Linked DNA regions of Homo sapiens: all the other regions are linked to region 1. A link is a loop called in an ENCODE intact Hi-C map of the cell type or tissue named here. Cell type or tissue: HepG2. All regions are shown on one strand. Each heading gives the region's core, and the rest is flanking DNA. Links, peaks and the distances in the headings are about the cores only. Region 1 holds the start of LOC105370259 (a long non-coding RNA gene). Region 2 has its middle 35 kb from the start of KLF12. Region 3 holds the start of LINC00402 (long intergenic non-protein coding RNA 402). Region 4 overlaps KLF12 (KLF transcription factor 12).

Region 1 (4,000 bases), core at 1-4,000:
ATAATGCAAGAGAAGCTTGAATGCAGAGGAGTGCCAGGAAGCTTGTTGACCAGTGGGGAGCAGGTGCTGACTGGGGAGACTGACAGAACAGAGGCAGGAAGGGTGAGGCTCTACTCCCCTAGTGCTGCATGACCGGCCCTGCCGCCACCCTGCCAGTTTTCAGCCAAGGATCACTGTTCAGCTCTTTTCTGGGTAGCTGCCAAAATCCCACCAACAAGTTGTCTAGAGCGGCTTTTAGCACAGCTCTCTGTATGCCGCTGAAACCCACCAGTCTAGGCTGCGGAGGCTTCCATTTCTTGACTCTTCACGGTTTTCTGCCTAATCCTAGCCCTTCCTTTGAAATCAGACTGTTTCCTGCCCTACCTTGGCAAACCACTCCCCACCCTGTTGAGAGGAGTGCAGAAGTTGCTGATTTGACCTGGAGCACCCCACATTTTCAGCTCATTCTGCCTGAATGCCGCATTGTTCCTGTGCTGAATGAAGTTTTGGAAAATGACTTTCAGATGTTAGAGAGTCCCACTCTGCTGCTGTTTTACCCCGTTACCTCGCTTGTCTGCCGTTTATAATCCCATAAAACTCATCGTCTGTGTTTGGCTCTGGACAAAAATGAAAAGACTCATAAAATAGCATCTTAGATGAGCTGGACTGATATAGAGTTGAAATGCTTCAGCTTAAGACCACTACCGAATAATTTAATTATTTGCCTTCCACTAGACTTACCTCTTTAGTTTGTCTGTTTGCTTCTTTTGCGGTAACTCTCAAATCCATTGGGTTATTTTAGTCAGTGCCCACAAATTACTGTGACCCTTTTTATCTGAACTCTGATCAGAAAGCCGCCTAGTTCTCCCCAGTTTTTTTTTCCTTCCCCCCTTCAAACCAGAAAAGTAGCTGCTGAAAGCAGAACAGTTGCCATGGCAACCCCTTGGCAGCTTCCTCAGCGAGTAACAGTGTTGATTTCCCTGGGCCGGGTGGGAGGGGGGTGGAGCTCTAAGGAGGTAAAGGAAGGTTACTGTGCACTTAGTTAATATGCAAAACCACTTACGCAGTGCTGGATGAGCAGTGAATAAATGCAAACAAAGCCATGCTTGATCAGCTAACATGGACTTTGCACACAAGTTGCTCTGTCCAAGGATGCAGATGTTGGCTCAGAAAGAAATTGTGCAATTGGACAGTAGAGGACACAAGAGGTCATACTACAAGAGGTTAAACACTATTTTTGTAATGGTTGGTGAATATGAAGGAAATAAACCGAAGCAGGGGTGTAATTGCCTTGCTTCTCTTTGCTTTGTTCAAAGAAAAACATAGCAATCTAAATCACAGGGATGGTGTTTTCCCTGAAAATCTAACATACTGAAGTTCAAGTTTGCATCAATTAAACTCTATGTAAGATAAACCAATATGTTCAGATATAAGCAAGTATAGCATAATTTGGTTTGTGCTTGAACAAAACATACGGCTCAAGTAGCATCTTTCACCTCCGAGTTTTCAGACAAAGAAGCAGCTTAGTAAATTGGGGCTGGGGTTGGGGGTGGATAGAGGTGGATTCTCTCTCTCTCTCTCTCTCTCTCTCTCTCTCTCTCTCTCTCTCTCAACTTTGATAGATCCCTGTTTGTTTCTTGGGGCCTGGACAGGTTGGAAATCATTTCCCCGAGAGAGCACTGGGGAGACTCTGGCACACGATTCTGCCGACAGAGGTCACCTGCATGAGCAATGAGCAGACGGGCTGCAAGCTGTGGAAGCGGCAGCCAGCCCCTTACCTAGTGGCCTGCAGCTTTGCATGCTAAGGAAGAGGTAGGCTGATGGAAAGCCTGCAGCAGTGAGCCGAGGTCTGCCCAGCAGGTGTCACTAGGGACTTAAAGCTTACCAGACCTTTGGGACCAGGGCTAGGAAAGAGCCATGTAATGATTTATAAAGCTTACTTTAAAATATTTTTGAGAGGCTATATGTGAAATAATTCTGAGGCTTTCTCCTTCAAAGGGACATGAAAATGATAGCTACAGCTTGGTTTAAATGATTTCTGGACTATTCTTTCCAAGGCTCTACCTCCATTTACTGAGTCCCCATTCCAAAAACCAGACAGAGACATAAAACTCATGGAAGGCACACTGAATCCATTCACGATGAGAAAATACATGTGCAAAGCCACAGCAAGTGCATAAAATTATTATGATGATGAAGATCTCTGCTTACAAAATCAGCCTCCATGTCCTAACACCACAGATGCTGATTTTGTAAGTCATCTCAGGATTAAGATCAGAGCTCACTTTAAAAATGCAAATTACCTAGGAGTCCCTGTAAACGTGATGTCAGCTTGTATTTTATCAGTGCTAACAATTTTTTAACAAACCCATATGAAGGCTATCCCTACTTTTAAAAAAAGACTGCATGGATGGTATTACCTGCCTTCTAATTTATGCACCAAGAATGTGCATATGAAAATTTTTTCTAACAATTACATTAGAGAAAATTTGTCTATCCTGAATACGCTTTTTACTGTTTCCCTTTTCATCTTGTCTTCCTGGAAGCTCAATATTTTGAAATGTCATGAATTTCAGTTGCTTCCCTAGCTTAGATTTTCTTCTATAATTTCTCCATCCATCCTGTGTTATTTGAATAGTGACATCCTACCTTGTTTTAATCATATTACAGTTTTAACACATTTGTACTTTTATCTGTACTTTTCGTTGTATACATTACCTCACATCCATTTCAGTGTGGCACACCCTCTTAGAAAGAAGAGAAGAAAGGAAAGGAGAGACAGAAGAGAAAGAGAGAGAAAAAAAGAAGAGGTAAAATGACCCTGCTATCAACATTCAGCATTTTATGATGAATTTGTTCATCATGTTTATCTTCAGTTATCCTTTGGAAGATAGAAAGAGTGAGCTAAGAGTAGTGGTTGGGGAGAGGGTAGTCCTAATTTTGTGTGTGTATGGGAGGATTTCTTGTGCCTAAAAAGACAACTTGAGCACTCAGGGCCTGTGAAATACTGTAGGAAGAGATAGGAGAGTAGAAGCTGGAAACAGAGGTATGAGCCTGGAAAAGAAGTGCATTGGCTTCAGGGCTTGGCTGAGAATTATTAGAAAAATGCTTATACCTCTTTTAGAGCATGTTACAAAGCATGATTAGGTGCACTTTTACCTTGCAATCTCAATAAAATATTTATCAAATAGATATAATCCTTCCCATTTCACAGATGAAAGAAACTGAGCCTCAGGGATGTTGTCATGTAATCACCTGCCATTGTGTAACAGAACCAGGACTAGAAACCAGGTACTCTGCTTGCATTTCTGCTATGGATGGTAACTACAGATGGGGAAGAATGAAAGAAAATCACAGGGAGTATAGGGAAATTATGCAAATAATCCTATGTTTTCTATTCTTTCTCCTGGGGATGCCCCATCACACAATACCACCAAGGATGCTCCCACAAATGAAAACGTCAGTCTGCAGTTATGCAATTGTGGCAGAATTTTATTAAGAGCTTAGTCGGCCATTATACTTCTTTCTGTTTTATGAGAGAAATGATAAATGACTTTAGCAGTATTGATGTCTACAGGCCTATTTTCTAACCGCAACTCTAGCCATTTCTCTAATCGCTTAACTAATATTGTTTTAACGCCAGCTATTGTTATTATGCATTATTAATAAAAGACCACCATTACTATTAATATCACTTATGAAAGATTCCATAAAGAGCTTTGAGACTGCAGATGCAATTAACAAGAAGCCAAATTCTCCATGGTGTAAAAAAAAAAAAAATCAGGTAGGGCTGGCTATAGGCATTTGATCTTATTTAAGTGTTCTAAGGGGTTGTAAGTGAATTTCACATGCCCACAAGAAAAACCATGTGCCCTATGAAGATCAATTCATGCAGTTACTTGTCCTCCTCCATACAAGAGAAATTTGATGAGTTAAAAGAAACTTTCATAAACCTCCAATCTCAAGGCCATGACAGTGGAAATTATTAGCTCACAGTTAAAGGAGCTCATACTTACCCAAA
Region 2 (6,564 bases), core at 1,446-5,445, 120 kb after region 1:
TACAGAAAATACCTTGTTGATATCTGATAAATGTACACTATCTTTTGTAGATGAAGACAGCACTGGGAACACATGTCAGTAGAGTGTGTGTGTGTGTGTGTGTGTGTGTGTGTCGTGAGGAAAATAAATTTGGATTGATCCATCTACATTGTCTCAACCAGTTCTCCTTGTAGCTGAAACATATATTTGATAGCCATTTGGCTGGGGTCAATGGTATAGTGCTTGATTATGGACTGAAGTAATGTCAGAATAAAACCTACTGTCTTAGCCTCATTAGAATGGTGGGCCAATTATCAGAAGTTATGCTCACTCTGAGAGTAAACAACTTCATTACAAGCCCTTCAACATGGAGGGAATTGAGAATTCTCCCTCAGGTTCTATTATACACTAACTATATTGCTTTGGACAAATAAATAGCAACAGAAATAATTCTTTGCAGATGTGGGTGGCTTACATGGTATTTTAAGATCCAGTGTTTGTTTTTTTGTATTTTGTGGGAGTCTTTTTAGCAGCTGAACATTTCCTACAAATGTTTCTGAAGTTACTGGAGACAATTTTCTTTCCATTCCATTTCATTATACTCTACTTCCACCTTTCAATTATTGTGAATATGTAATGATGAAAATAACTACTATAAATAATACATTGACTTTTTATATCATCTTTCCAACAAAGAGAAAAATTCATGCTGAGCTGCAGGGAGAACCGGGTGGCAGCTGCTGCAATGCCTCCACAGGCAAAGATGTATAGACTGTTTGGGAGGAAGCGGTTTTCCCTCCTATTTAGAATGAGATGGGAGGGAATGTGTTTAGCAGCTAAATTGAAGTTCCAGAGTCCCTCCGCTCACTGCCTACTTTTTTAAACATGCCCAGTCTCCTAACTGGATGTGTGGAACGTCTGAGAATGCCAAGAGCAGCCTTCCTTTGTGTTTCCTTTTTAGGAGCTTAAGGACCCTCAAGAAGATAGTGGAGGTAACAGTGCACCAGACTTGGGCAGAAAATGTGATAGTTTCACTCTTTGAGCAAGGCATTAATTCAGTAAAATCTTAACTCCCCTATTCTCAGGAGATGGATCCTTCTGGAAACAACATGGGATTTGGCATCAGGAGACCTGGTTTGAAGGCCCAGCTTTGTCGATTACGAGCTTTATAATTTGCTCATGTAACTTCACCTATCTCTAAAACAAGGTACTGGCTGGGCATTGTGGGTCACACCTGTAATCCCAGAACTTTGGGAGGCAGAGGCAGGAAGATCACCTGAGGTCAGGAGTTCGAGACCAGCCTGGCCAACATGGTGAAAGCACATCTCTACTAAAAATGCAAAAATTTGCCGGGCATGGTGGCTCACACCTGCAATCCCAGCTATTTGGGAGGCTGAGGCAGGAGAACCACTTGAACCCAGGAGGCAAAGGCAGCAGTGAGCCGAGATTGCCCCACTGCACTCCAGCCTGAGTGACAGAGTGAGACTCCGTCTCAAAAATAAAATAAAATAAGGTACTAGGAACCAAATTATTCATTCATTTATTTATTGGCTCTCTCATACCACCCTTTTTCAAACATGTGAAGCAGATTAGGAAAATTTGTATATGCAATAATCATCTGAGGCTGATGAAACAGAAATAGAAAACCAGAACAAAGAAAGAGAGAAAGCATGCTAACTACAAAGATTGATATAATGGCCAAACATACTCATTGTATTAGAATCTGAGGTTCCTAGAAGCCAGGGAATGCAGGGCAAAACAAGGGTACATATATGTGGTTTACATTAAGGAGAATGAATATCAGTTCCTTTGAGGAAGGATAGTATATTTCTGGTATTGTATTCTTAAAGAAGTTGAAAATTTATAACGATAATAATGCCCAATTCCCAAGATTGTTAAGTGTGTTAAATATATAAAAGCCTTTATAAATTGTAAGCTATTATTTTAACAGCTAATAATAGTGATATGTAAATATTAATTAAATATATTTCCGGACACTGACATTGAAAGCAGAGAGCAGAATGTTAACATTTTAATTATTTCCCATGAAAACCATTTTTATAATATACTCTATGCTTTCTATAATGTACTTTCTTCTTCTTGCGCAGATCATATAGGGCGTAATTACGCTTTTAGAAGGGATTTGAGAGTTCATCATCATAAATATCAATGGTTGTGGTTTGCAGTGTCTATAGGTGTAAATGTGGATGTTAAAAAATTATGTGCTGTATAAGGATGAAGGCAAAGGACTATAGCAGTGGATCTGCCACTTGCTTTCTAGAAAAAAAAATGGCAATATTTGTTTGCTTTTAAACAATTTGACTCTCATAAAGGTGGAGTGAAAAATGTGCAGCTGTTGACCCCTTGGGCAGTGTAACACAGCTGCTTTTCTGTAAAACTAATTAGCAAGCCTGAAGTTGAAGCAAGCAGCCTTCTCCCAAGTGGCTTTCTCACCCTCCAGACAATCTTCATGTTCATGGTGTCTCTTCCTCCTCAACGCCATTCAAGGCATTATCTTTTGTTTCTGCATCATAACTCAATGATCCAGGGGCATTTTCTTGTCAGCTTATAGTTCCTCTTTTACTTAATTTACACAGTATGAGGATGGGATATGTAAAAGGGATATACTTCAATATTTCAAAAAGTTATCCAAGGGCAAAGAGTGGTAGCTTATTTCTAAGCCTATCAGCAATATTAATAACATCTACCAGTTGCATATCATTTTAAAAGCTTACCGAATGCTTCTTTATACATAGATTTATTTAATCATCACAATTGCTCTCTGTATTAGTTATTATTCTCTCCATTTTACAAATAGAATAAGATATACCTGGATTTTAATTCTAGCTCTGCAATTGTTTAATATTTTTTATGGATCAATGTCTTCATCTATAAAACAGGAATAAAATAACTACAAAAATGAGATCACATTTGTGACGTACTTTTCACAATGTTAGTGTTAGATGGTGAAAAGTAGATACATAATAATAGTGATTATTATTTTATTATCTGAACAGAACTCTTGCAGCCACAAATAACATCATAAATTGCATATTCTAAATATTATAATATCATTGAAAGTCATAGCCATATTCTATTAAAATACTTTCTTGGGTAATATTATTTTCTTAATAATACTTTCGTCCATAATTAGTCAATAACATGGATTTTTTTTTAAAGTTCCCAAACACTAACCCATTTCCTGAGAATAAACTATACAATCTAAGACTCTTGCTTTGAAGCTACCAAAAGGTAACTAAATCATTAAAAGCATTGCTGTCTCCAGCCACGGCTGGTTTGTACTCTCTGCACAGCCAGGAAACGCAAGGCAGCAACAATACTCCACAAATATGAATTTCAATCCCTAATACTTTCACATTATAGGAACTTGTAACATTAGTGCACAAAAGCTTTTCTTCTTTGATTCTTCCCAAAGGCATCCGATTATCTTCTAAGTATCTTCTGGATTAGAATTGCCAAAATAACCCACCTTCTTGAAGCTGGTAAACTGTTTATAGGTGATTTATCTGAACAAAAGCCACAAACATTCTTCAGCAGCCTCCTAACTCACTCACTCTTTGCCACCCGTTATTTCCATTTCTAATAGCATGCCTCATTTTAAATTGCCAGCGATAGCCTTGAGAAGGCTCACACACTGCAGTCACTGTGTTTGCTGAATATAACCCAGCCTTTTCAGCCAGCACTAGGTCAGACTTGGGGAACGATTTGATCTTTTCACCAAGAGGCACATGGTCTCTGTGTCGAATATCACCAGTGGACTATTTCACAAGTTGTTGCACCCAGGTTGGCATGAGGACTGGGCAGAAGTCAAAGCTCAGAGTCAGTGTTAGGCACACGCAAGTAAACATTGACAGCCAAGCACTCCTGTGCCAAAAGAAAGTTGTAATATGGAGAGGGAGATAAGACATGGAGCCAGAGTCCAGTTAGGGGTCAGAGGACAGGAGCAGGCTGCAGAGCAGCTGAAGGGGGTGTCCCCTTGCTAAAGCTGTGCATATTGGGTCCCCTGTGAGAAGACGGGCAAAGAATGGCTCACAGATACCATTTAACACAGCCAGAGATGCAAAGAATTCAAACAGCCACCGTTTCAAAGCCTTGATGGGTGATCAGGTAAATACTGCTACAATTCATTGGCTTAAAGCCAGTTCATATAATGATAGTTACCTCAATTTATATAGGAAATGAAAGATGCACGCTGTTTTTGTTATAATCCCTCCAACTAATTTTGGAAAATTTTGAATTCTAATAGATTTCTTGTAAAAATGTACCAGTTGGGAACAATATAAGGATTTTAGCCAATTTGTCTAAACATTCTTCCACTTTAATTTCATATTTTTAAGACATGCTCATGATAACTTTAGTGTCTTGCATTCTTTAATGTATACTTTTATAAACTATATGCATGTATTAAGTAAATTAACAAGTACCCTGTTTGCTCCCATTTAATGAGGCATTGCTGTTTTGATAATAAGAAAGAAAAGACCTGTTATGATTTTACGATGTAGACATCAGGAACAATGAAATGCAATGGAGGATTGAATTCAGCAGAGGATTAAATTAAACACGAGATTAAGTATAAAACCACAGTACCTGGCATATGTTAGCTACTTGGTTGATATTAGCTCCTTTTAGAGAAATGAGAGATTCATTTCAGTACCAAATTGACGGGCTTAATGTTTGAAATACCTCAGACTCACCAGATCTTTGCTAACGTTTCATTTCACTTTGAATCCCATCAAAATTTTTATGATGTGGAGAGGAGGTGGGAAAGTAGATTTTTAAAAATATTTCTCTTTAGAACCAAACTGTTCCAGTTTATTTTATTTTCTCCCTAAATCCAGTTAGAAACAGCGTCTAGGAAAAGGAGCTATTTCCACTTGACCTTATATTGGTTCCCTTACACCTAATACTAAACAGCTATTCTTCTGTCCTATCCCCTTTGACCTCTAGAAGCAAAAAAGTGAGTTATACCAGATGTTCCAACGCTTTCCTCTCCCCATAGAACCTGCTAGACACATGGAAGCTAGTTAAATTATGCTTTAATGCATTCTTTGCTTGAGCATCTCTATATGCCTTAGCTGGACAGATAAAGAGGCAAAGAATAAAATGAAAATAAACAAGATACAGAGTCAAAGTGTGTGAATGTAAAAGTAGAGACTAGAATTTATTAGAATGAAAGAGTTCAAGGTGAGCAGAGAGAAGGATCAATACATAGCACTAGTTTTGTGTAGGAAGAAAATATGGTTTTGTTTGTCTACACTTGCTTCTGCATGATTACAAAGGCACAATATCAGTCACAAATATTTCTGAAGACAGCGAGAGAACAGAGAAAACCAAAGTGTGCGTCTTGGGTGAAGGAAGATGATAGAAGCCTGGGTGATATAAATCAGTGAGATAACTCAGCTTCAGTGGGAGAAGAGCTAATTATTTGAGCATATATTTGAAAGAGGTTAAAGAAGGTGCAGAAGAATACCAATGAACTACTGTAAGCATCAAATGTGTGGCGCTGTGTATTTAATATTAGAACAAGTAGAGGTTGAGTCATAGTCTAGTAGACAAAGAAAAGTAGGGGGGAAATCCATGCAGAAATAGGATTAAAGAGAAAATAAGTAATAAAAATACATGTAGATAGGGGAAAATATAAAAAATGACATCGGGAGAACTTATATGTCGGTTTTCTAATGGGAGTGAGCTACTTAAGTAGGAGTAATCATTCCACTCTTCAGTATCTACTTCTGGCAATCATTTGTTAGTTGCAGTCTTACACATGATTTTACTGGAAGCTTTCAGTCTCTGAATCATCCTTAGATAGAGCATTCCATTTGTTATCTTTTAGGGTGTCTTTTAGGTCTTAAAAAGCAGGTCTTGGCCAGGCACAGTGGATCGTGCCTATAATCCCAGCACTTTGGAATGCCAAGGCAGCAAATCACCTTGAGCCCAGGAGTTTGAGACCTCCCTAGGCAACATGGCAAAACCCTGTCTGTGCAAAAAATGCAAAAATTAGCTGAGCATTGTGGCAAGCATTTGCAGTCCCAGCTACTCGGGGGCTGAGGTGGCAGGATCACCTGAGCCTGGGAAGTCAAGGCTGCAGTAAGCTGGGATCGCGCCACTGCTCTCCACCTTGGGCCATGGGAGTGAGGCCCTATCTCAAAAAAAAAAAAAAAAAAAAAAGGTGTTTATGCATTAGTTCAAAATCCTGTGCAATCGATCCATCCTGAACTAACAACCAGCAATTAAACACTTTCTCCAGATTTTATACATAATAGATCTCATAGATGTAACAAGTCTTTCTGTGAGTTGACCATTCAGTAGTCATTATATCTTTCCTCCCTGCAAACAGAAACTAGATTTTGCAATGGGCAGAGGTCCTCTAACCTCAGGCAATGTGGGATCCTAACATAGCCCCAAGGAATGAGATATGATTGGTCTAGGCCATTCATAATAATCTCATTCTCTTCTGTGAATGGTTGGTCCAGAGGTGGCATGTGAAGGAGTTGTAGCTAATGAGACATCAGGGAAACCTGGCATTTCCCTTCCTCCTCCAAAAGAATACAGTAGTAGTTTATC
Region 3 (6,564 bases), core at 2,565-6,564, 59 kb after region 1:
GTTGATATAGTTTCAATTTTCAGAGTGTAAAAACTGTCAAACCTAGATAAGACACTCTACTTTGAATGTAAAGTAAATTTCTAAAAAGTACTTATCCTTTTTTAGGTTTAGATAATTATTTAGAGGTGTGAGAGCATGGAAAAAGATATGACAAGAACAAGACAGTTTCTTATAGTAATCTGGTTCAAGAAATAATACAAACATATATGAATGAATAAATTATCAAGGTCAAATTAATGTAGCAGAAACTGAGACTGCCAAATGGACATACAAGAGAGTCAGCCGCAAAGGATCATGAAAGTTTACATGACCACAGTTATCAATTTGGAAATAGAAAATCTATTTAAAATGTACTTAAATATCATATTAATCTTCTATACACTTCAGAGAGGTGGAGTTTCATTGTTGCTGTTGTTACTAGTGTTTTTGTTGAATAACCCATTCTTTAGGAAGCACATAATGAAATTAACTCTGACTCCCTCCTTCTTCCCACACTGTCCCACAACCTCTTCCTCTGCCAGCAAGACTTGGAAGGAAGATGATTGTTTACAAGGGAAGGTAGATTAGTTTATGTTACTCCCAGATCTTGTTACACCATGAAATCATATAGTAAACATAGCTTCTAGAATTTTAACTTCCATATGTTATATTATCAATTCAGACCCCCCAAAACTAAATTTCTTTGAATATCTAATTTTAATAGGTTAGATGCTCTCTGCCAATTTTTCTCCTTAATATACAAACCTAACATGATAATAAAAACCAATAACAAAATCAGAGGCTTCCTAGACAGTAGCCCATCTTCATTTCCAGGTTAAAGATTTTGGTTGAGACTATTTGCAAGCATATAATAATAATTCCTGTGCAAGAGAGTCTCTATTGAATGATACGTACTCTGAAGATGGTATGAAGGAAAGAGGCTCTTAGGAAGATCCAAGCTGGCTGCCAAGCTTCCATATCCACTTCAAGGTTTCCTGTAATATTAAATGCTTGGCCTTCACAGAAGATATTTCCAAAGACAACATATACATTATGTTGTATATGTTGGGATAGTCAGGGCTGGAGGCTCCCAAACTTGTATATGAAACATGACATAACAGAAAGAGCAGGCTATTTGGAGGGAGAAGGTTGGGTTCAAGCCCAAGCCCTCAATCTCATTGACACTGCAAACAGGGACATCACTTAACTTCTACGGGTCCAGTTCACAAGTCTGCCTTACCTCTCTAGATAATAGTTTTGTTTTATCAAATCAAATGATGTGAAAGTAAGAACAAAAGAAGACATTGGTAAGATATTCAAGAGGTTAAAAGAGGATGTGGTAAGTGATTACCATATTTCTCCCTCCTCTTTCTTCTCTTAGTTTTAACTGCTTAGCAAAATATTTACTGAGTGCCTGCTAAGTTTCAGCGATAAGCCCTGGAGATACAGAGGGAAAAAAAAAAATGACATGGTCCCTGACCTGAAGTAGCCAAGGAGTGACATTTACCTGACTTTACTTTTATAAGGATCACTGTGGTTACTACATTGAGCATACATGACAGGCAGATGACGATGCAAGCAGAGATACTTGGTTTATACACTACTGTATCATTTCAGGCAAAAAAAAAAAAAAGGTAGCAGCTTGTACAAGGGTGGTAGTAGCGAAAGTACTGAGGATTCAACTAAGATGAGGACCAATGACTAAGCTTTGGATTTAACACAGCAAAAAGATATTCAGTGTTCTTGAAGCACAGACAACGTTTAATGAAAACTAGGAGATCAACAGAGGGTTACTCATAACAGAATGAAAATTCCATGAGGCACATTGGAAAGAATTGGAAGGGAGGTCAACAGGAGATGGAAGCATAGGAGAGAAACAAGCACCAGGTTTAGAGAAGCTTGCTTCTGGGGCAATAGATAAACACTTGATAGTCGTGCATGCACAGAATTCTGTGCAGTTGGCCCAACAAGGGTGTGGTGCCTCGGGGTAGAATTCATCCCGAGTACGTGAGGAGACAATCCTCTGCCTCCATAGTTGCTCACTTTCATGCAAAACCAGCTGTTACCCATTTGGTTGGGGAACTGAGGTAAACATAGTGGAACTGAAGAGGATTGGAGTGGAGTAGCAGAGTCCTAGCCCTTGAATAGAATTTTTGCCAGGTAATTGATGAGAGTGTGGATGAGCACAATTATACCTATTATTTATTGGGTACATACTCTGTGTCTGCCATGCTTAATCTTCACCACAGAAAACTTAAAGATACGTGTATTAGTCCATTCTCACGCTGCTATAAAGAACTGCCCAAGACTGGGTAGTTTGTAAAGGAAAGAGGTTTAACTGACTCACAGTTCTGCAGGGCTGGGGAGGCCTCAGGAAACTTACAATCATGTCCTTCTTCACGTGGCAGCAGGAAGGAGAAGAATGAAAGTCAAGTGAAGGGGGAAGCTCCTTATAAAACCATATGATCTCGTGAGAACTTACTATCACAAGAATAGCATCAGGGGAACTGCCCCCATGATTCAATTACCTCCGACCAGGTCCCTCCCAACACACATGGGGATTATGGGAACTACAATTTAAGATGAGATTTGGGTGGGGACACAGCCAAATCATATCATGTGTTATCATCTCATTCTAAAAATGAGAAAAGTACAGCTCAGAGAAACTAAGTAATGTACCTCATCTACCCATCTTCACACAGTTAAGTGACAGCATTAGGATTTGAATCTCTCCCTCTTTCCATTTTGCTTTGAAGAGCCAAGGAAACATGTCACATTTTAGAAGATAAGGAGTTAGGATTAGGTGGAAACACAACATTGGTAACACTGGGGAGACGGGACTGAAATAGTCTGTATAAGAAGCAGAACTGACTTAGGGTCAGCTGAGGTTTTTGGCCTTCCAAACCAATCCTTGTAGCTTATTCCGGTGCAGGCCTTGGTTGTTAGTGGCTCCTGGGCTGCCCCACAGTACCTATGAAAAAATGGAAAGGAACAGTTACCTTCTAATTTTTCCAACCTAAAAGAAGTAGTTAGTATTTTAGATAACTTTCCAAGTGTTGGTATAAGTGAATAGTTTTCTTTAATTAAGACTATCTCATAAACTCTTACCTTTTCCAAATTCTCACCCTTTCAAGTCTGACAGGAATAAAAACTGTTGTTACCATGCATCACCGTCACCAGAGCTTCCTTACTTTTTACAAGCAGCTGAGCACACCATGGGGCTGAGGAAAGTACAGAATTGTTGCCAAGTGCAGGTAGAACTCGTGAACCTGGCATGTTCAAAACCACGAATAATAAATACAGGAGTCAAAGGACTTGTTTTTGGCCAGGATTTAACTCTTTAGGAATGTATTCTTCAAAATATTTAGGGACACATTGCTTATTATGTATTTTTATCTTGGTTCAAAGCTTTCATTCCTAACGACTATCCCCCTTATAATTTCACACAAAAGTGACATATACATAACTTTGATGATTTGCTCCAAGAATCAAAAAGCCAGAGAAATGGCAACATAATTATATTTGCTCAATATCCAGTACTATCCCAACTCACAACTCTAAAAGGGCATGTTTCCTTGTTTGTCTTACTGTTTAAGGTAGTCAGCACCATTACAAGTTTCAGCATATAAATTAATAGAACACAAAGATCCACTGTATTTAACTTTGATTGGCTTCATGTACTGAGGGTTCTTAGTATTTGGTGATGTAGATTCCAATGGTATTAACATTATTCCCTAAGCTTGGAGCAGCAGTGTTTGATTTCCTTCATTTTTCTGGTGTGTTTTTTTTTTCAATTTAATGAAGACCATGCAAATTGATAAAACACTAGCATTTAATCTTTACTTTTTTTTTAAAGAAAAATACATTAGGGGACATAAATAAACTGTGACACAAATAAACTTCTTTTTATCCAGTGTCCTGACTTGGGGGTCCAGTTTCAATTTCAAGTATTCTGTCCCATCGTTTCCATTTAAGTCACATCAGATTGTCATAATATACATCCAAGTTTTGAATTCAGACAATATAGATATCACAGTATGGGTAAAAAGAGCCACTGATTTGGAATCAGACAAGTTAAATTCTCATTTAAGCTCTGCTACTGATTTCTGTGGGACCTTGAAAAGGGGACTTAACATTTCTAAGCTTAATATTTCCTTACTCACAAAGTGATGCAACTGGTCTAGGCGACCTCAAAATTCCATTCTATTCTAAAATCTTATGAATATGTAATATTTTATAGGAAAATAGTGTATAAATATTATTTCAATGATTAAAGATATAGAACCTATTATTTTAAAACCTAACATGTCCAGCTCTCATTGGTTTGCTTTTTCAAAATATATTATTTTCATTCCACTTTAATTCATGACTTTTTTACAAGTTAAGTCTTGAATTGTTTCTACTATATAATATAGTTTCAGATTTTTTAACATACGGTGCAGAAAGTTTGCTCTACAGCAAAATGTAGAAGAGGAAGATAATATTCCTCAGACATAGATAGTTCTGAAGCTCATCCAAGTAGACAGGTAAAATAAACTTTGGGAGAAGAAAACCGACATTTAAAATTGGTAAAGATACAAGTATTTTCGCAGAAATAACATCTTATATTTCCACAGCAATCTGTCTCCTTTTCTTTCTCCCAAACACAAGAAAAAGGCATTTCAAGTTACTGATTAACTTAAACATACTGATCTTTGGCTCGTCTAAGGTCCACGAAAGTTGACTAAACATTCTTCTACCAAAGAGAAAAACTAGAAAATTGAAAACATTTCTTAAAAAATTATATTATCTGTTATCCTGATATATCAACCCAAAACCTCATTTGGTTGGACTATGTTTTTATTTGTTCTTTTTGCCAGAGAAATCGGGAACTTCTAAAGGAATTATTTTCTTAAATATAAAACTAGGTTTTTGTTATCACAATAAACTCTATGTTTCCATGAATTGCCCACTTTCTCCTAATATTTTCCACTTTAGAATGAGAAGCCTAGGTTTGTGCAGAGCTGATTCTATAACCACGGGGATTCTTATGTATTGTTTGCTAAGCCTATGTATGGAGGTAAAAGAGTTAAACCTTTAAGCAAGGAGCCATTTTGACTAAAAATAGAAAAAACTTTGGCCAAGGAATCAAAATGAATACACCACTGAAAATAAGTTATTATATGTGACTTTACAATATTAAAGAGGAAAAAAATATGAAGAGACGTAGAAAATTTATCTACTATTATTGCACAACCACTCTGTAAGAGGCTGCATGATTCAATTTGGGGTGATACAAAAATGAACAAGACAGGCCTTTTCTCCAAGAGTTTATGTGATATTAACCACAAACACACTCATTGAAGGCAAAATGTGGTTTAATCCTGTGACAGGGGTACAACACTCTGCAGGAGTCCAGATTGCTGATATTTGAGCCATCCTTGAGATTAAGAGGATTGTGACAAGAATAGACAGATAGGAAGAATATTCTGGGTAGAAGGAACAAAAGCACTGTCACAGGCGATGAAGAGAGCCATGTTTGAGGAAAGGCAAGTGATGCTACCCATGTAGGGTGTATTGGAAATAAAAGAGTCAAAGAAAAATAATATTAATGGGAAGTGGCTTAAAGGATTTGTTAACAAAACAGTGAAGAAACATGACGAAACCAGTGCTTAATTAAGACAAAGAGTCTGAGCAGTATGCAGAAAACCTTGGAGTGGGGAAGACTGGAGGCAAAGAAATCTGTTAGGAGACTCTTTCACTGGGACTGTGGGTACACTGGGAAACAAACAAATGACTACTATGGTTTCTCAATCCCTACTAGTCTAGAAGGAGAGGGAGTCTGCTATATGTAACGTATGGTATCAGGGCAGAATGTTGAGGAATGAAAGTTAGGGTACCTTTCCCAGTTTAGCTGGAGAAACATAGCGTTAATAATTATCATAGAGCAATCTTCTGGCTTAATTGCAAAAGTATGTGCAGACTCATTTTGATACACTATGGAAAGAGTGTATGAGAAAAAAATTCACAATTTTCTTTAAAGCATATTGAAGGCAGATAGAAGATAAACTAGGATATGGGTTGGGTTGATTTTTTTAACTGAAGGCCATAGCTTCTATAATGATCTATTTGTTAATGTTTACCAAAACTCCATCCCTTGTCTTTCTGCCCAGCAGAGATTCATATTTTGTACCGCCTAATGGGCATGCCCACATGGATGTCCCACAAACTTGTTAAATGAACACATCCAAGATCAAGCACATCTTCCCCTCTCTGCTAACCTATTCCCTTACTGTCTTTCAAGATTCATTCAGTCTCCCAAGCCAGAAATTCCAAAGACACCTTCTATTTCTTTTTCATCCTGGAACTGTCTAGCCAAACCATTAGCAAGTCCTGCCCATTCTTGCTCAGAAACTTCTCTTGGAATTGTCGCCTCCTCTCCTTCCCAAGTCACTGTCTTTTCTTATTTCAGATTTCCATCAATTCTCACCTGGATTATTACATTTGTTTTCTATCTAATCTTATTGTATTTGTCTCCTCGAGGCCATCCTCTACACAGCTCCCAAATTAACTTCCTTTAAAAAAAGCTATTTCCACCATTTATCT
Region 4 (6,564 bases), core at 1-4,000, 260 kb after region 1:
CTAGCTGATCGACTTGAAGCACAAATGGGGCCCTGGAATCTTTTTCCTACCTTTTGGTCTCCTGTGGGACTGAGGTAGAGTGGTCAAAAAATTTAAAGATTGATGTAAGTAGATTCTAGAACACAAATTACAGAAGGTTAGAATCGATGTTTTTCAGATTACCCTGGATAGAAATCAAGGTGAATGATACTGATATTTGAATCCAAATCAGGTATTTGTTGTTTTTAATTATAGTAAAATACATGTAACAGAAATGTACTATTTTAACCCTTTTTAAAACATTATATATTGTCATGTAACTGTATCTAACATGGAAATATGTGCATGCATATGTAACTTACAAAGATGAAAACTGTTCCTTCCTTATTTTGTAATAGAAGAACCTTAAATATCACTATTTTAATTTTCTTTTTAAATTGTGAAATACAACTTAAAATTTTAGTTTAACCATTTTTAAATGTATAATACAAGGTGATGTTTTTTCACTATATAAGTTAGGCTTTACATAAAGGAATTACATACAGTTCTATTAGAGAAGCATGCAACTAAAAAGAGGTTGATTTGCAGATATTTCACTTTTTTGGAAATGAAATAACTGATTTTTTTCCTCTTCCATCCCTCTTTATTTTTCTACACATATATTTTGGTACTTGAAGTATTGCTAAGTTTTTGAACCCAGTTTTCCTCCAAGGTAAAGGTTTTTTTTTTTTTTCTTCAAAATCTTGAGTTAATTTTTTCATGTAATGAATTTGCAATCCATGTGCAATCGATCTTTATAATAAAAATAGGAAATTGACATTTCACATTGTATCCATAATTGGCATAAATTATGATGATTAATAATGTCAAGTTTGTGAGTTAGGGTACCCAAAACTCAACTGTTTCACTAGAGAAATCTTAGCAAATCCAAATTATTTAATTGTTTGCATTTTACCAAATAATGTTTTCAGCCTGTTATGGGGACTCTAGAGAGGTGGTTATCTGACAGTTGTCAAGTCGGAGGAAGTTAAGATGCCTTTGTATCTACCTGGGCTCATCATTTAGCTATATCTGCAGTCATTTGGTAATGTCATCCAGTCAGTCAAATGTGTTTCATTTACTTTATTCATCAATATAATCTACATTATATTTACGACAGTGACTGTTTATAAAAAGGCAGTATATAAACCTGGACAGTTCTAAATTCCCTTGGGTACCTTTCTTACCTCAGTATATGTTAGTAAATGATGATTATGTCCTATGCAGTGGAGTGCCAGAACTCTTGCATCTGTTTAGACTACTCACTGATTTTCTTTTTTTTTTTTTTAACTCTGAACAAACCAAAGTGTCCAACATGTGTAACTCACTAATGTTCACAACCCACTTGTAGCGAAACTAAGAACCTTAAAATGACCTTGAAGCTATAGCAGTAGTGAGCATCAGATATATTCAGACACTTTATGAGTCGATTAGCAACAGAGACTTCTTCCCTTAGAAAATAGAAGTAGTTGGGAAGCAATGACATTTGCATAAAGGCACTTCCTTTTGCCACCTTTTGGATTTTTTTTTTTTTTGTAGAATTATGGTTTAATCTTACTGCTGTTATTAAACTGCTTTAAGCTTCTTTCCAAGTATCACAGCCAAATTGAAGGATTTATTTCCTTGCTTGCACTTTGAAACATAGCTGTCAAACAAAGTAAGCAAAGGCAAGTGATAGAGATACAGCCCCTTTGCATTTTCAGTTTATTTGCATTTGTTCATGACTTCTAAGACACTTTAAATTTCCAAAGGAGTTTGCTTTCTTTAAACTCTGTCATATGTACATTGTTACCTGAATGAGTCTGTGAGAGATCAAAGTACCTGTCAGCTTAGTAAATAGAAGAGATTTTTTTTCTCTCTGAGCTGGTTATAAAGGGAGATTCCATTGGCTTATTTATGTTGAGAACTTAACATAGTTAGGAAAACAGTGGGTGGTTAAAGTTTGAAAAGTGTCAGGGAAGAGGTGGGTGGTTTCTGTAGAGTATCAAATATTTGAAGTATATTAAAGCTGAAATAAGTGAAAATCTGTTAGATTACTTGGAGTTTCTCCTAATTTCCTATGTTTTAGAGAGACTTTTTCCCCCTCAAGTGCATTTGCATATATAGAAACAAAATGTGGCTTCCACAAATGATGTTGCCTATCTCTCTTAAAGTAATATTTAAATGAATAATACAGACTCGTTAATATTGTCAATTATTTTATAGGATACTTGAAGCTGAAGAAGACACAAATATCAGTGGCCTAACTAATTTGTACCTATGGAATTACTATTTTGGTGAAAAATATTTTCACTCCACGTGTTCATTGTGTGTGCATGCCTGCCCTCTCTCGGCAGTGGTCCAGCTGATTGCTGCTGTTACTGTTAAGGGCTCTTAGTGTATCAAAAATAAGTTCTTGAGCATGACAGAATGATGCGTATACTCATTTTTTAAATTGGAAACAAATGTTCTGTATTAACTATATAGTGAGTACAATCAAATACATAAACCATTAGATGGGCAACTAAGCTGGTAAGCCATGGAGAATTTACTATTTTGTTGGATATTTGTTAGAGCATGAAGTTGGAATTGAGAATGTATTTTCTCCTGAAATATAGTTGATGATTATGTATCTGTCTGTGAGGTGTGGTTAATTCCACAAAGCTTATTTCTTCTACAGTATCCCCCAAATTAGAATATGGTACTGCCATTATGTGATAACCCTGTATATGACAGTGTATCTATTGGAAAATGTTTTGAGTTTTCGTATGAATTTTTAGGGGCATTGCTGTAGCTCTGACAGTATAAATATGGATTTGAAAGTTATAAGCCATACACAACTTGATATTTCAGAGGCTAGGAGTTGCAGTGGGGCTCCAGTGCACTGGTGGTGATAAAACTGTTAGGGGTTGGAATCTCTTTGCACTTTGATCTCTTAGGAACTGTCTTAACCCTAGCTGTATTTCACATGCCCCTTTTCTTCAAGATCACCAGAAACTTGCTTAATCTGCTACCTCTTCACAATGAACAGCTGATGCTCTGGCCATAGTAGCTATCAGCCCCCTTTCCTGCTAGTTAGTTCCTGGGTTAGTGTCCCCACAAAATTCATGTCCTTTTTGGGACCTCAGAATGTGATCTCATTTGGAATTAGAGTTGTTGCCAATGTAATGAATTAAGATGAGGTCATCCTAGAGTAGAGTGGCCTTTAATCCAATATGGCTGTGTCCTTCTAAGAAGACACACACATAGGGAGAGCACCATGTCACAGAGGCAGAGATTGGAGTGATATATTTACAGGCCAAGGAATACCAGCGATTATTGGAACCACCAGAAACTCAGAGAAAGGCATGGAACAGATTCTGCTCTACAGGCTTCAGAGAGAACGTGGCCCTACCAACAACTTGATTTTGGAATTTCAGCCTCCATAACTGTGAGAGAGTAGATTTCTGTTCTTAAAAGCCACCTGGCATGTGCTACTTCCTTACTGCAGCCCTAGGAAACTAATACACCTGCCAATAAGTAGAGAAGAACACGGTCTCTGAGTTTCTCCCCTGTAAGTCTGTTTTTTAGCAAACATGTAAGTAATTTTTAACGTTCTCGAAAATTCTCAAAAACAAAACCAAACATCTGTAGGTGAAGAACATTCATTTTCAACCATCACTTCAGTTTGGCATTTTATGGGAAAGCTATTCCATACTAGGATCCCATCCCCAGAGGTTCTAATCTGGTGGGTTAAGGGTAGGGCCTGGGCATCTGTATGTTTTAAAACTTCCCAAGGGAATCTTGGAATATGCAGCTAGAGCAGAGAATCACTAGTGCAGAGGGAAGAGTAAGAACTAGCCAGGTGCACATTAGAATCAGTTTGTTGGCTTCTGAAACTTACTGATGCGTGAGCCCCAACACCAGAGGTTAGGGATGCAGCCTGCCATTTGGTTAGGGATGCAGAGAGTTAGGTCGAAGAGAGTTTTGAAGCTCCCGGTGATTTTTTTTTTTTTTCCACAGTGGATGGATGGATGAGATCTCAGCATGACAAAATACCTTCTTCTGTACTGTGTTCTTTCTTTTTCATAATTCAAGGCCTTCCCAGACATCTTCAAAGGAGGCGGCCAATACGTTATATGTTGGGGGGGTTGGAGTGGTCACTGCAGGTGGGTGCAGGTGGCTGCAGGTGGGGTGAGAGGGGGTCAATTTTTTTTTTTTTTTTGGATTTACCCTTTTCCCTCCTATTTTCTGCACCATTGCATGTTCTGTGGGAAAACCTGTCTTGGGCCCACATGAAGGAAATGAGAATGAAAGTGTAAGGTTGCAAAAGTATAGATGTGAGGGGATACCCAGTGAGAGGAAAAAATTTGAAAAATGCCATGTGGCAGAAGTGGGAGACAAAATTTGAAAAATGCCATGTGGCAGAAGTGGGAGACTGTGGCCACTGGTGGCTGTTTCAGTTGTGTATAATCCATTGAGCCTGTACAGAGGGGACTTAATGTGTGTGTATAGACATAAGTACAGATAATTTTTGTGCAGGACATAAAAATGTCTGTATAATTATGTTTTTTTCTGAAATTCTGTTTGCAGTGAATGTTGCCCCCGTATTATGTGATTATTTCCAAGAAGCTCCTATTTCTCCATCTTGCAGTCTGCCTTGTACTTTGTAGACTTGTCATTTGGGTTGTGCCTGTGGTGTTATTGACTAAGAGATATGTTGTTAATACCTCTGATGCTGTACTAGTGACTAATATCTAGTATTGTTGCCATTTCCTTCATAATGACAGTATATTTAGAATATCTAAGACACAAAAAGATCAGATTTAAAGCAGGTCTTTTGCATGTAGATGACTTGGAATGAAAGCCGCCTTCATCCTGCACTCATTTCCTTGCTTTGTCCACATGCTTTACTACCCTCCTGATGACCATCACTATGTTTTGAGACCACATTAGGGAGACCTCATCATTGGTGAAATTCTTTAAGATTGGTTCTGAGATCTATGCTTGATGGCAGTTCTTAAAAGCACTCATAGTCATTGCTATCCGAAGTTCTTGTGTATCTACTGATAAGCACTCTTGCTTTATTTAATTTGCTTATCAATCCTTTGAGGTAGATTATAGCACTTCTATTTTCTTGATAGGAGACTATCAGTGAGATTTGTCCTTTGGAACTAACCAGTGGCATACTGGCAAGCGACTTCCTGAATAAAAGGCCCTTATTTGTAGCATTTGCTGACTTCCTTGATGTAAATACACAGACTATGATGGATTTCAAGCTACTGAAGTGTAGTCATGGGGTTGTAAAGAGATGTGTGCAGTCAGCTCTCCCATGCCTGTACTAGCCAGATGCAACCCTCCTCTGGATCTATTATGCTATGCTGCCAAACTTTTCCCTGTTCCCCCTTCCACAGCAGTCATTTTACAGAATCCCCTGCGTCACAAACGAACATCATGTCCTATTTGTAGCCTCTTCTACTGAAAGTTTCTCAAAAACATGGAATTACAATCAACTGCCAACTTCCAGGACCCTTACTGCCCTAGACTAACATAGAATTAATGAAATAGGATTTATTATAGTAAGGCATCTTTTTTTTTTCTTGATGAGAAAAGTGGGAGTAATGCTATTGAGTCAAATGCCTGATCATTCCTGATGTGAGTAGCAATTTTATGAACTTATTAATAACACATCAAACTGATTTTTCTCATGACACCAATCATTCTTTTTGGTTTAATTCAAAATGCTTTTTTCTTTTCTTTTGACGTCTCCTTTTTCTTGGCATGGTCTTTAGGTGAAACCACCTTTTCACCGTCTTTACATGAAACCACCTTTTCTCCAAGGTAGAATTTGCTTTTGGCACAGCTGTGTAGTAGCAGACGTCGAGGGGTCTGGATCTTGATGGTAATGGAAAACCATGAGACTTGTCAGTCCTTTTTTCAGAATTGTGAATGAAGTGGTCAGCAGTAGTGTCTCCTTCCCATTCCATCTTTTTTTTTTTTTTTGAGACGGAGTGTGGCTCTGTCGCCCAGGCTGGAGTGCAGTGGCGTGATCTTCACTCACTGCAAGCTCCGCCTCCCGGGTTCACGCCATTCTCCTGCCTCAGCCTCCCGAGTAGCTGGGACTACAGGCACACGCCATCATGCCTGGCTAATTTTTTTGTGTTTTTAGTAGAAACGGGGTTTCACTGTGTTAGCCAGAATGGTCTCAATCTCCTGACCTCGTGATCCACCCGCCTCGGCCTCCCAAAGTGCTGGGATTACAGACGTGAGCCACTGCGCCCAGCCTTCCATTCCATATTTTTATGGAAAAGTCTAAACAATTATTTCCTTGCCCTTCTCTATTTCTACCTGATTGTAAATCTCAGAAAACATGTGTCTTGGGTTCATTTTTCCTGATCCTGGCCATAACACTGACTTCCTTAAAAATTAGAGTGCATTCTAAATCATTGCCTTTTGTCAAGCTTCCTATTCGTGCTAAGACCTTGAGTGAGATGTGGTAGGCATCATTAATGTGTTGCTGCCATCTTTGTAGGGTTTGCCCTGTAGTGATTAGGGTACCCGTTTTCTTTCTTCAGCACAGCTGTGATA

What was found. Peaks named below come from ENCODE experiments on the same cell type or tissue, not always from the same donor. Only the 100,000 strongest peaks of a DNase experiment are listed, where the experiment ranks them.
Region 2: a loop joins it to region 1, with 5 times the contacts of the local background. A loop is called at or near these places in 3 of 110 quality-filtered maps.
Region 3: it touches region 1 in a loop (2.5-fold over the local background); 8 of 110 quality-filtered maps call a loop at or near these places.
Region 4: a loop joins it to region 1, with 13 times the contacts of the local background. A loop is called at or near these places in 15 of 110 quality-filtered maps.

What each region holds. Positions count from the first base shown.
Region 1 is chr13:74,284,940-74,288,939 of GRCh38, reverse strand. LOC105370259 (a long non-coding RNA gene) reads right to left here and starts at 870. Exons shown (of 4, transcript NR_187797.1): 1 at 721-870. It also overlaps a transcript of KLF12 not described here. RefSeq lists enhancers at 934-1,228, 1,551-2,051 and a silencer at 1,796-1,855. In HepG2, for the core only: a CTCF peak has its summit at 1,829 (motif pointing right); DNase peaks (open chromatin) are centred at 1,089 and 1,779; H3K4me3 peaks cover 898 bases.
Region 2 is chr13:74,165,692-74,172,255 of GRCh38, reverse strand. It overlaps a transcript of KLF12 not described here. Among named protein-coding and RNA genes, the nearest start is that of KLF12, 35 kb to the right of the region's middle. In HepG2, for the core only: no CTCF peak of the experiment used is centred there; a DNase peak (open chromatin) is centred at 3,815.
Region 3 is chr13:74,226,083-74,232,646 of GRCh38, reverse strand. It overlaps LINC00402 (long intergenic non-protein coding RNA 402), which reads right to left and starts at 1,203. Exons shown (of 2, transcript NR_144451.1): 1 at 895-1,203. It also overlaps a transcript of KLF12 not described here. RefSeq lists a cis regulatory region at 4,644-4,657 and an enhancer at 4,579-4,723. In HepG2, for the core only: no CTCF peak of the experiment used is centred there; a DNase peak (open chromatin) is centred at 4,666; H3K4me3 peaks cover 395 bases.
Region 4 is chr13:74,020,306-74,026,869 of GRCh38, reverse strand. The region is part of intron 1 of KLF12 (KLF transcription factor 12); the gene reads left to right. Among named protein-coding and RNA genes, the nearest start is that of KLF12, 110 kb to the left of the region's middle. RefSeq lists an enhancer at 1-67. In HepG2, for the core only: a CTCF peak has its summit at 2,339; a DNase peak (open chromatin) is centred at 1,769.